Regions from separate parts of the Mus musculus genome. Here regions 1, 3 and 4 are each linked to region 2. The links are chromatin contacts, found by Hi-C or POLR2A ChIA-PET in ENCODE. All regions are on one chromosome and are shown on one strand. Each heading gives the region's core, a stretch centred on a gene start or an enhancer-like site at or near the end of the contact. The rest is flanking DNA. Distances are from core to core; before and after follow the strand shown.

What was found. Hi-C counts contacts between places; a loop is a spot of excess contacts on that map. ChIA-PET counts read pairs that join two places held with the same protein, here RNA polymerase II (POLR2A).
Region 1: a map of adrenal gland shows a loop between it and region 2 (3-fold over the local background). The contact joins the enhancer-like site here to the promoter of Bcl6 in region 2. A Hi-C loop is called at or near these places in 1 of 37 maps with a recorded cell type or tissue (adrenal gland). POLR2A ChIA-PET finds 5 or more read pairs at or near these places in 1 of 5 experiments (Patski).
Region 3: a map of left cerebral cortex shows a loop between it and region 2 (4-fold over the local background). The contact joins the enhancer-like site here to the promoter of Bcl6 in region 2. A Hi-C loop is called at or near these places in 4 of 37 maps with a recorded cell type or tissue (heart and left cerebral cortex). POLR2A ChIA-PET finds 5 or more read pairs at or near these places in 1 of 5 experiments (embryonic stem cell).
Region 4: a loop to region 2 is called in a map of heart, with 4 times the contacts of the local background. The contact joins the enhancer-like site here to the promoter of Bcl6 in region 2. A Hi-C loop is called at or near these places in 5 of 37 maps with a recorded cell type or tissue (gastrocnemius and heart). POLR2A ChIA-PET finds 5 or more read pairs at or near these places in 1 of 5 experiments (Patski).

Annotation. Positions count from the first base shown.
Region 1 is chr16:24,929,302-24,932,093 of GRCm38, forward strand. All of the region lies in intron 10 of Lpp (LIM domain containing preferred translocation partner in lipoma), which reads left to right. Among named protein-coding and RNA genes, the nearest start is that of Gm52245, 11 kb to the right of the region's middle. Within about 2 kb of position 1,521, at least 1 of the 3 ENCODE cell types and tissues checked has a DNase peak (open chromatin) inside an H3K27ac peak, as active enhancers do.
Region 2 is chr16:23,987,474-23,990,173 of GRCm38, forward strand. It overlaps Bcl6 (B cell leukemia/lymphoma 6), which reads right to left and starts at 1,379. Exons shown (of 10, transcript NM_009744.4): 1 at 1,102-1,379. It overlaps Gm31527 (a long non-coding RNA gene), which reads left to right and starts at 794. Exons shown (of 2, transcript XR_384770.3): 1 at 794-1,755.
Region 3 is chr16:24,960,245-24,963,037 of GRCm38, forward strand. The region is part of intron 10 of Lpp (LIM domain containing preferred translocation partner in lipoma); the gene reads left to right. Among named protein-coding and RNA genes, the nearest start is that of Gm52245, 20 kb to the left of the region's middle. Within about 2 kb of position 1,252, at least 1 of the 3 ENCODE cell types and tissues checked has a DNase peak (open chromatin) inside an H3K27ac peak, as active enhancers do; it is heart, where a contact is called at or near this core.
Region 4 is chr16:24,568,496-24,571,195 of GRCm38, forward strand. All of the region lies in intron 4 of Lpp (LIM domain containing preferred translocation partner in lipoma), which reads left to right. Among named protein-coding and RNA genes, the nearest start is that of Gm24440, 160 kb to the left of the region's middle. Within about 2 kb of position 1,399, at least 1 of the 3 ENCODE cell types and tissues checked has a DNase peak (open chromatin) inside an H3K27ac peak, as active enhancers do; it is gastrocnemius, where a contact is called at or near this core.

The DNA.
Region 1 (2,792 bases), core at 271-2,770, 940 kb after region 2:
AGAAGCACAAATTTAGTATCTGGGAAAAACACAAAAAACAGAGGAAAGTTGAAAGAAACTTTACGTCTTCACTTTATCTGTATTTATAGGACACTAACTTAATTTAAAAAAGAAATGCAGGAGAAATAGTAGCCCGAGAGAATAATAAAATCTCTCTCTCTTTTGGACCTTTAAACTTGTTGCAGTCTATTCTAGCATGGAAACCGGTCTAAGGCTATTAAGCTTTCCCATTGTTTGGATACTTGAAATTCCTTCCAAAGGCTCCCATATGTTTGTCCCATGTATTTCTCTTCAAGTACATTAAGAGGTTTCTTTTGGGTCAAGTAGAATTAGAATTTCCTTGAGTTGTTTCATGAACTACTTTTTCTTCTCTTGTTTTGCAGTGTTTATCCAGTCTTGGATGAGTGCACCTTCTGTCATTCTCATTCACACTTACACACGTGCACTTAAGTTAGCCTACTATATAAGCTCCGAGCAAGCAAATAATGCACAGTTCATCTCTTGCCCACCAGAAGAAGATGAGCCTTACATTGCGTTAACTTATCAGCCTTGAGAGATACTGTATTAATTAGATGGAAGCAGAGTCTACAAGATTGCCCTACTTTAAATCAGGTATCACTGGGCAAGTTGCTTCACCCTGTCCAGGGGTGTCAGGCCTCTTATCTATATAATAGAGATTAATTGTAATAATTAATTGTAAATAATATTGAGTGCTTATGATTAAATGAGAGAATACACATCCGTCCTCTCAGTGACTCACACAGAAAGAATATCAGCTTAATAATCACTACTGTGGATAGAGCATCTGTAAAGATCCAGACACCAAATAAGTGCTTACCCATGGGGCTGACTGGGATTCAGTACTCCAAGTACTGTCATTTACCATCTGGGTAACAAAGCTTTATTATGCCTTTTGGACTTAATTTGAAAGCCATCCCCATCATCCTATATTAAAGCCAGCTTCTAGGCCACCTGGATAACTGCCTGGCATAGCAGTAACACATTTAAACAATGTAGGCATGATCAGATGGTCCAGATTTTGTTTCTCCTCCCTAGAGTATTCTGGAGAGAGAGAGGGGAGGTAAGAAAGAGAGACAGAGACAGAGAGAGAGAGAGAGGGAGAGAGAGAGAGAGATTGGAGTATTATAGAACCAGTTGTATGCTTAACTTAGACTCATTCCCTTTGGCCACTGGTTGAAGTACTGTAAGGTTAGACTTGGAACTGCATGAGCTGAAATAACAGGATTCTGATCCCATATAAGAAAGGAACATTAAGCACGTGGGCTAAAACTACATGAAATATTTGTTGATTAAAAACAATTGTTTTATGGGTTTAAGTGTCCGCTGCACTGTCTGCTATTTTGCATGTGTTTTCAAAGAAGATCCTGGGTAAACATTGTAATTTTCCAAAGCAGCTGGTCTTCTCCTGGCATTATTACAGGGTCAGTCTATTTCCTTCTAATCTGACCATAATGCCATAAAATGCTGGCTGTTCCCTTGGCAACTGTTCAGTGTAGACTAGCTGCTTTCTCTACCTTAAGCCAATACTGGGCTGCAGGCAGGCTCCTGCAGACAGTAAGGAAGCAGTTTTCCTCGCTGAGGGTGTTTGTGTCAACAAGTCACTTGTCAGATTTTCTTTCTATTCAGAGAATCGGCATGCACCTTTTAAAAAGGAAAAAAATGAAAGTATATCTGGCTCACACGTTTGGTTTTTTTCGTGCTTTCTTCTCAGCCTGTGTAAAATTGCTGACCGTGGTTGACTTTTCTCAAGAAATTAGGAAGTACAGATGTGAGAGTCTGCATGGATACTTGCCTTTGCTTTTATCCTGCGTTTTAATACCTTCTTGATGTATTCTGGGAAGGTTTCCTGTTCGGTTCTCTTAATCACATTTCCTAAATTACGGTAGAGCTTGTATCTCCTTCCATATGTACTTCACTCAAGTCCATGTTCTTAGGGAAACGTACCCTGATACCTATTTTCTGCCCATGTTTTCTGAAATCATCTGCCATGTAGACTATTTTCTTGATAAGTCACATAAAAAAAAACAAAAAAACAAAAACAAAACCTTACTGTTTGGGAGAAGAAGACCAAGTTGTTTGAAATAACTAATTTCTCTTCCTGATTGCTGTAAAAATCTTGTATCCTGGTTGTTTTGAAAAGGAAGAAATCCTTCTTAAGTTTTGCGTACAAATTATTGGTTATAAGTTGTCAAGGGGATATCTGGCTCCTACAAAGGGCAGGCCTGTTTTTTACATAGACCCTATTTCTAGGTCAGTACCAATAGGCCCTCTTCGGTCATCCCTTCACGTCATGGTAGCTTACTAGAGTGCCTTCAATACCAGCACTGGCAGCCAAAGCAGGAAATCTGGACACGGGGGCAGTTCTCCTGCTTCCAGTCAGTGTCCATGGTGTTCTGCAGCCTTATCAAACCTTTGTACAAACTACTCAGCACTGTTAGTAATCACCTGACAGATAACCTTTCAGAGCAAGACCTGAATCGAGCCGGCGCATAGCTTTGAATGCAGAATCCAGCTCCAGACTCCTGAAGGGCTGTTAAAGCACTTAGCTCTGTAGGATAGATGTGTTCAAGTGAGTACATCATGCCGGATCCTCTTCTGCAGCCGTCTTAATCAAGATGCCAAGTATCCCGTTCTTCCTGCCTCTGGGAGTGCATCCTTTTCCTGAAGCATCTCACACCTTCTTCCATTTTACAAGTACTTCTGCTGCTACTGCCACTCCCAACCCCAAAACAGCACCCAGCCCTGTTGGGATTCCTGTGGGCTGTGGTAAG
Region 2 (2,700 bases), core at 129-2,628:
GCAGCACCCAAAATACAAACACCGCGGCCGCCAGAAATCCCGCCACCTCTCCGGAGCTCCGGGCTGGCTGGCCAAGACCCCCCCGGGTCCCGCACGCTGAAAGCGCCGCAGGTGCAAAAAAAACAAAAAACAAAAAACAAAAAAACCGCGCACCCCTCTCCCACCCTCCCCCAAAATCCCTGTCCCGCCTTCAAGCCTCCTTCCTCGGGCTGGGCAGACCGAGCGCACCCGGGTTCCCGACTGCCTCGACTCCAACCAAGAAAGAGTAATTTTCAAAGTATTCAACGTCCCCGCCCCCCGTGCAAGCGAAGCCTTCCCAAAACACTGTCTCTCCTTGGGAAGATCACGGCTCTCAAAGGAAACTGCAGACACGATACTTCATCTGGCTTTATGACCAAAAAGAAAAGGGAAAATAAAACAACCAGCCGAGGAGTTGGCTTGCATTCCCCCCGCTGACTCCCGGCTCGGGTGCAAGGCAGGGACTGTGCGGGGCCGGGGCCGGGGCCGGGGCCGGTGGACGGCCGCCAACGCGGGCACCGGGAGAACTGAGCGGGGAGGGAGGCAGCGGCGGGGAAGGCAGTTTGCAAGCGAGCAGAGAAAGCAAGCCAAGCCGCGCGAAGCCGGCGGGGCCGCCGCGGTCCGCCCTCCCAGGCCGCGCAACCCAGCGCCCGCCGCCCCGCGCCCCTGCGTCTCCAAACACCGAAACAACACCGGGCAGGGCGGCACAGCCTCCCCGAGGCGGCCGAGGCGCTCCAAGACAGCAAAAAAAAAAAAAAAAAAAAAAAAAAAAGAAGAAGAAGAAGAAGAAGAAGAAGAAGAAGAAGAATACGTATGCGAAAAGCTAGATCCTACAGTGGGAGAGACGTGGGGCTGATCTTCGGCATTTATTTTAACACCTGACAGCTAGAATCAATAAATAGATACATTTATATCAATAGATACACATAGGAAACTTGGAGCCAAAGCATTTGGCAAAAGCGGAAAAAAAAAGAATTAAAAGGTAAAATAATGATCATGAGCAGCGGCGGCGGCAGCGGCACCAGCGGCAACAGCGGCGGCGGCGGCAGCGGCAGCGGCGGCGGCAGCAACAGCAATAATCACCTGGTGTCCGGCCTTTCCTAGAAACTTCTTGCATCACCACTTCTAAGAACCCCAGTTCTAAGAATCAACAGAGCTCAATTCTCGGAATTTGAGCTGCGGGCTTTACCATTGCTCCGCAGCAGGGGAGGACTCGGTGGCAGCGGCGCGCTCCGCAGCGCCCTCCCGGCCGGCAGAATGCCTCGGGGCCGCGCCGCTCGCCGCCCTATAGTGCGGATCGTGGTTCCCGCAGCACCGCCGCCCGGAACACCGGGGGTCCCGAGGCGGGCGCGCGCGGCTACAAGGCGACCCTCCCTGCCCCGGGCCACCGATGGAACCGCCCGCTCCGCCGCCGTCACGTGGGCTCCGTGACGTCGGCGTCTTCGCTGTAGCAAAGCTCGGCCTCTGGAATTCTGAGAACTAATTTGCTATTCGGTGACATAAGAGGGAGAGTGCGCTTTGCTTTCCCGGGGTCTGGGGCTAATTCTTCCTCTCCTACCCATAAACTCGGCTCCTCGAGCTAAATACACAAAAGGGAGCGAGAGAGTTGAGCCGTTAGAACAAGTGTGTTAGAGGCAGGTTTAGAGAGACGAGGGAGGGAGAAAACAATAAATACCACAGCTCCTTCCAGCTAGAGTATTAGGCACCACGAGAAAAATATTTGCCAAGCAGTTTTCGGTGGGTTCATTTGTTTTCTTTTTATTTGGGACAATTATGTTGGGGCGGGGGGGGGGTCCTTTGGGGATGGTGGCTTGGGATGCTCCTGTTGTATTTTAATGATTTAGGTGGGGTTTTTTTTCCGCTTCTGATTTTTGCCTTTTGCAAGTTTGTGGTGTTATGTAAATCGTCGGGACTGTCATTCGTTGGTTTTATTGTCTCCCTGCGTTCTCGCTTTCTCTCTCTCTCTCTCTCTATCTCTCTCTCTCTCTAAAGGTGCAATATTTCAACCTAATACCATTGACAGAAGCTTACATTTTTGGCCACATATGACAGCCCCAACCTCCAACACCACCACCGCTCCCCGCCCGCCCCCCCCGCCCGCCCCCCAGCCGCCCTTGGTACAATTTCCTTTTCCTCTTGGACTTTTGCTGAAGCTTTCCTGCACTTGAAAGAGATGTAAAAGGATTTGGATTGGTTTGGTTTGTTTCTTTCCAGGACAGCGAGTGGTGGGTTTACTCTGTTACTGTTGACTCTCAGGAAATTTCTTGATGCTAGAAATGTGTGTGTGGGTACGTGTAATGTTTGCCTGTTACAACATTCTGTGAAGCCAAATACATGTTTGTATTTTGCTATTTTCTTAAGGTCTTGAACATTCCCCCCACCCTTTTTTTTAAACCCCCACTGGGTTCGTTTCAAGGTCGTCGGGAGAAAGGAAAAAAAATCTCTTCAGTATGTGTTGAAGGGATCAGCCTGAGGGAATTCTAAAGGCCTGGCTGCCAGGATCACAGATACTGCGCGTATTGAGTACAGGCTGTGCTACACTAGGCGCACTGCTCGCAGCCGGGTCCTCTAGGCTTTGGAGCAGAGCTGAGGGGAGGAGAGGAGCGGAATCTTTCTTTCCCTTCTTTCTTCCTTTATTTTAAAAGGTGAATACAGGGCAGACTCCTTTCACGGTGGGCCCTG
Region 3 (2,793 bases), core at 2-2,501, 970 kb after region 2:
TAGGGCTTCTCATTGATGTGCCCCAACTAAAGGTGGACTCTTCAATGTAATAACACTGATGTAGAACCATCCTGTGGCAATTCAAGAGAAAAGCATTTTGTGTGTGCTGCAGAGAGTCATCCAGAGCCACAAGACTCCATTGACTAGGTCTGTCTCAGTAGCCCAGCTCTTCAGCACGTGTCACAAAGGATGATGGAGTACATTTTGCTGTATCCCTCTTTGTAGATTTCATGTAAAGAGGTAACACTCTATGCAGGTCACTGCCTTAAAGAATACAGGACCGCTGTGTGAAAGGGCAGAAGAATGGAGAAAACAGTAACAGAGGTAACAGCTGTACGCCCTTGACCTTTGGAAAGGAAAATCTCAGAGCAGAGGTCCCAATTAATGAAGAGCAAGAACACAGAGAAGTTTGGGTTGGTTTCTGAGCGAAGACTGGAGAATGGGATACCTGTCTGCAAAGGGAAGGTCCCATAGGGATCCAGAAGGACCAAACTGTCCACTTAGAGCTGGCCTTCGAAAGCCTTCCCTCGTGTCAGAGCACAGACACTCAGAATGATCTCTTGAGCAATCTCCTCTATACTTTCTTTCCTTTGATAGTAAACACACCGTCTCTGTTAAAATCTGCTTCCCAGCTAAAACTGAACACAGACTCCAAACCACCAAATCACTTTGGACTTTTCTTTTCTTACACCCCACCAACAACTGGGATGGCATGCATTTGAACAAACCAAAAGTGATTTCGCTCTTCTAGTTTTCAGAGCTTTTTGGCTAAATGCAGAGTGAGAAATTCATACCTTTTTCAAACAGTGTGGGTTCTTTTTCCCAGTTCCTCTCATCCATCTGGTTCTCTGGAGGTCTTGGAATCCAGGAAAGTGTTAGTTCACTGTGCTGAAATCCAAAAAAGACTGCTAAACTGTGAAAGAAAATTTGCATTCCAGAGACACCAAAGGAGTTAGTCCACAACTCTGTGCAGCAAGGAGCAAACATCTGTATGTTCTGCCTCCTTTGTCTTTGAGGCAGTTGGAAAACCCTGTAGCATGGAAGAAACCCTGCATTCACTGAGCCTTTCCTACCTAGCTCATCTAAATGTAGTGCAGAGTACAGAAAGAAGAACCAAAACGTGTTAGTATTTTATTTCTAGTGTCAAAAATTATTACAGGCGAGATACCGTTTAGGAGAACAGCAAATCGCTCTGCAGCCTGTTGAGATTCCATTCCCGTGAATGGGTTCCTCAGCCGGGTGTGTGGCTCTCCCATCAGCGGGCCTGTACTCAATAGGAAACCACAATCACAGCCCTGACACTGGCATGTCACCGTGACCTTTCTAAGCCCAAGTGCTGCCTTTTTGTCTTCCATTGGCAGAAGTGTAATTAGAAGGACTTGTTTTCAACAGAAGCCAAGTGATTGCCAAATGTGCTCAAATGATCTCTAGAGGATCAGAGGTAGCTCACCGCCCTCTGGCTGTTCCCACTGCCACTCCCAAGAGTTAGAGGCTTAACTCTAACTCTTTTGAAAGAGATCAAGTTTGGTTCAAAGAAGCTTCTCTGTCACATGCATATGAACAAGGAGAAATCTTCCATGACCCTGGTGGTTGGCTCAGACCTCTCATGGCTGTAGTGTAGGAAATAATTGCAATCTACACATCAGGAAGAAAATAAGCACCACGCAGTCCTGGGTTTCAGAAAACAGGCACGTGAGCAGAATGGTACTAAGAACATTTCTAGTCTCTGCTCGCATATCATGATTCTAATGGATGATTCAGGGTGGTTTAATTCTGATCTGCAATGTGCACACAGGTGGTCATTACTGTGTATACACATAGCTGGAAAGAGCTTTGCTTAAACTCACATTTTAGAATGTTCCCCTAGATGGGTCAATTACCATTGATAATCAGATGGCGTTAAGCAAAAGGGTGTTGCCCTACTGACTGTGTGTATGAATAATTTCAGATCATTTATGCTCTTAGGGGAGGTTTTAACATTTTTTTGAGAGATACCCTCTTGCTGAGATGAAAACAATTAATCCTAAGACTAAAACACACCTAAGATGTTACTTTATTTAATGCAGTTCATTTTCTTCTCCATACAACAAATACTTTTTGCAGGCCTGTTATGATTGCATGCTGTTATAGAGGCTGATAACGTATTAGTCTTCAATGCCTAGAAACAAATAATGATACAGGCTGCCACTGGCAAGAATGATGAGAGGTGGGCCTTAGACAGCATGACATGAGAATCAGTGTCTGAGGTCCAGGCCAGACCCTCCTTTTCCATCACTGTGTATTCATTTTCTGCTCTCAAAGGCAGAGGTGCAGCACAGAAGCAATGAACAGTGGCTTTTCACTTGTGTTCATCTGGTCTTCTTGAACCATTTGCCACCACAAGTTTGGCACTTCGGAAGGCACCCAGTGATTGGATTGGGGCTAGGGAACACAGACGAAAGGATGTCATTAGGGTCCTGGATGTGACATCTTCATCAATGAGAGTAATACTGGGAAAAAACATCTTCCTAGTGACAGCATCCTGCTAAATAATGTGAAAAGGGACAAGAAGCCCCAAATTATATATTTGTGAGGTGTTCTGGGACGGCAGGATGCTAATGATGAGCCAAGGCATTTTGTGGGATGGCCACTACAGGGAGCTAGAAGAAACTTACTGATTAGCAGTAAGTGTGAACTAGAGAAAATCTTGTTTGCCTTTGGTGTAGAAGTCATAGATTCAAATCCTGATCACCTTAAGATGTGTAGCATAGAAATTCTCCATTCTGCCTCCCCTGCTGACTGCTCTGGAGATAT
Region 4 (2,700 bases), core at 149-2,648, 580 kb after region 2:
CCCTGCTTCATTTTTCTGCCTGTCTTTATTTCCTTCCTGTCCAAAGGACCAGAACCTATTTTTCTGTCCAGGGAAGCCCTGTATGCCACTTACTTTTAGAATCAGTCTTAGAATTTAATGTTCTTATTTTGTTTAACTTTGTAGAGATTTCTTGAAGTTCTAGACTCAAGTAACCTTCCTGTCCTAGGCACCTGAGTAGCTGAGATTAAAAACACATATCATTACACCTGGTGCAACTTTGTTTTATAAGTACACTTTATTTTGTGTTGTTATGCCTTTGTTGTTTCTTCTCCCTGAATTTCCTGGCACAGTTCACTAGACAGAGTTTCAACAAAACAGCACATAGAATTGTATTCTTCAATAGTGAATAATAGTGAATATAAAACTGCTGTTGCTTGTATCTGAGCTCGGTATGATGCTTCCATGCTTATTGGGTTTCAGAACCCCCAAAGGGCTTCAAATATTCTGTGTAGTGTAGAAACCTCCTGCTTTACCTGTCTAGTTATTTACAGGCCTGATGTCCTTGCCCCCATCTGACCAAGCCTTAGAGAGAGAGAGAGAGAGAGTTTTGGAGTCACAGTATAGCACTCAGCAGGCCTCCTTTGTTTCTTTGAGAGGCCATTAGGAATAAGGTGGCTTCTATGCTGGCTCTTATAGATGGACACAAGACAGCAGTCATGGGGATCTGATGTGTGTGCCAGGTTCTGTGCAGGCTGCTCTTACCAAAAAGCTCGAGTTCCTATTCCCGTACAAGTGAGGGAGTCCGTTGCTTAGCAATAGGACATTTCACAAAAGCTCTCACTTGTGGATATTAAGCAGTAATATATGGTGTCTAGGTGTTTCCCTTTTACAAAGCAGGTGCAAGGCTTGCTGGGCTATGCATGCCTGTTATAAGAGGTGAGGATAATGGAGATGCGTCAACTGGAAGAGCTTGTGATCAGAACTGAGACAGGAGGGCCCACGGTGAGCAGGCAGAGGACCGAGCTCTCCCAGCTTATTGCCCATGTGTATCGTTGAGTCTTTGGAGAGGAACAGCATGATTGTTTCCTGAGAAGTGTGCAGTGCACTTTCACATGCTCTTCCTGTGTACTCTGCTTTCCTTGCTATTGGTCCTAGTGAGAATCTTTGCCCCTTAGTATCCGGTTCCCTTCTGTTTCTTTTGCTTCTTCCATCCAAGTAGCCCAAGGTCCCGAAGCTCTCAGATAGCACTGTCTTCTATATGGGACTGTGGAAGTGTTGGCAGAGAGACAATTCACAAATCTGTTAAGCCCATAGTAAAAATAGCTTATGATCTATGGAACTCGGTATTAAGCAAGATGATATTAACGAGGTTTGAGTGCTGCTCTGAAATGTGGCAGCTGCACAGGCATATTGGCTGTGCTTCCTCCCTACCTCTGGCAGCTTGCGAGCAGTGTTACCATGACACTCCTTGGGCTCTGTTTAGATCAGCTATTTTCTGAAGGAGTCCCTGACCTTCCCCACAATAGAAACTGTTGATGTGGTCATGTCAGATCCTCTTCAGGATCGGTTTGACTGCTGAGCCCCCAGTTGTCACTTGGAAACTGTAGGACACAGGCATTGAAAGTTTACGAGTAAGAAGAGCTATACAGTGTCTTCTAGCACTGCTATGTAGATATGCCACTGAAAGTGAGTGGCTTGAGGCCTGCTTCCCAGTCAGATGATATTTCATCTTGTCAAATTGAGCCCCACCTTGCTTTCTCTTTCAGCTCAGAAGGCTTGAGTGGAGCAGGGTTGGGACAACATTGATCCTGGAAGTGGTCAGAGAAGGCACCAAAAAGGAATGGTAGCTCAGTGCAGAGAAAGAAATGCAGCAAGGTGTTAGAGCTTAAATGTGTGCCTCCAGGTTGATGAGTTTGAAGCATAATTCCAATGGAGCAGGGTTGGCAGGTAGGGCCTTATAAAAGGTCATTAGAATATAAAGGCTCTGTCATCATCAATGCGGTTACCATGGGAGCAGGACAGTTATTCCAAAATGTGGTTATCATAACAAGAGCTCACTTGCTGTAGTCTTCTCTTGCCCTTCTGCCTTCTCTCATGGGTTGGAATAGCCTAAAGTCCTTCATCAGATGCTGCTACAGTGGTCTTGGACTTTCAAAGGTTGATTAAGATAAACCTCCATTCTTTCTAACTTGCATGGTATGAGTTATTCTGTTAGCTCATCACAGATGGACAAAGATGAGGAGTAATGAACTCAGAGTGGGTCCCAGAGGTACTGAGCTGTACCCAGAACCCCTGACAGAGCTTTTAGGGCAGGGCTTTCCTACCATATCCCACTTCCCTAGTTAGAAAATTAACAGCTTGTTCTCTTATATGAGCCTTTTCCTGTTTCCATGTCCAACATCATTAAGCTGCACAGAAGCCATTCATTGCCAGGACTAGGCTTTTTGGGGTACTTTATTGCATACATCCTCATCTTCTAAAAGCTCACTGTCACATGTGAATGAGTTCAAGTCCTTAGGGACCAACATTGTGACTTTAGATGACTTTTCCTTTTTTCTTTCCTCCCTTGTCTTTCAGTCATGGCATAAAATAGAGACTGAAACCAACAGGTCAAGCATTACAGTACATTTTTGTTGAATTGAATTTAGTGAGATTCACATGAGGTCTCAATAATTTTATTAATTGCTGCTAAAAATTGGCAAATGTAGATTTGGGGGAAAAGTATTTTGACCAATTTAG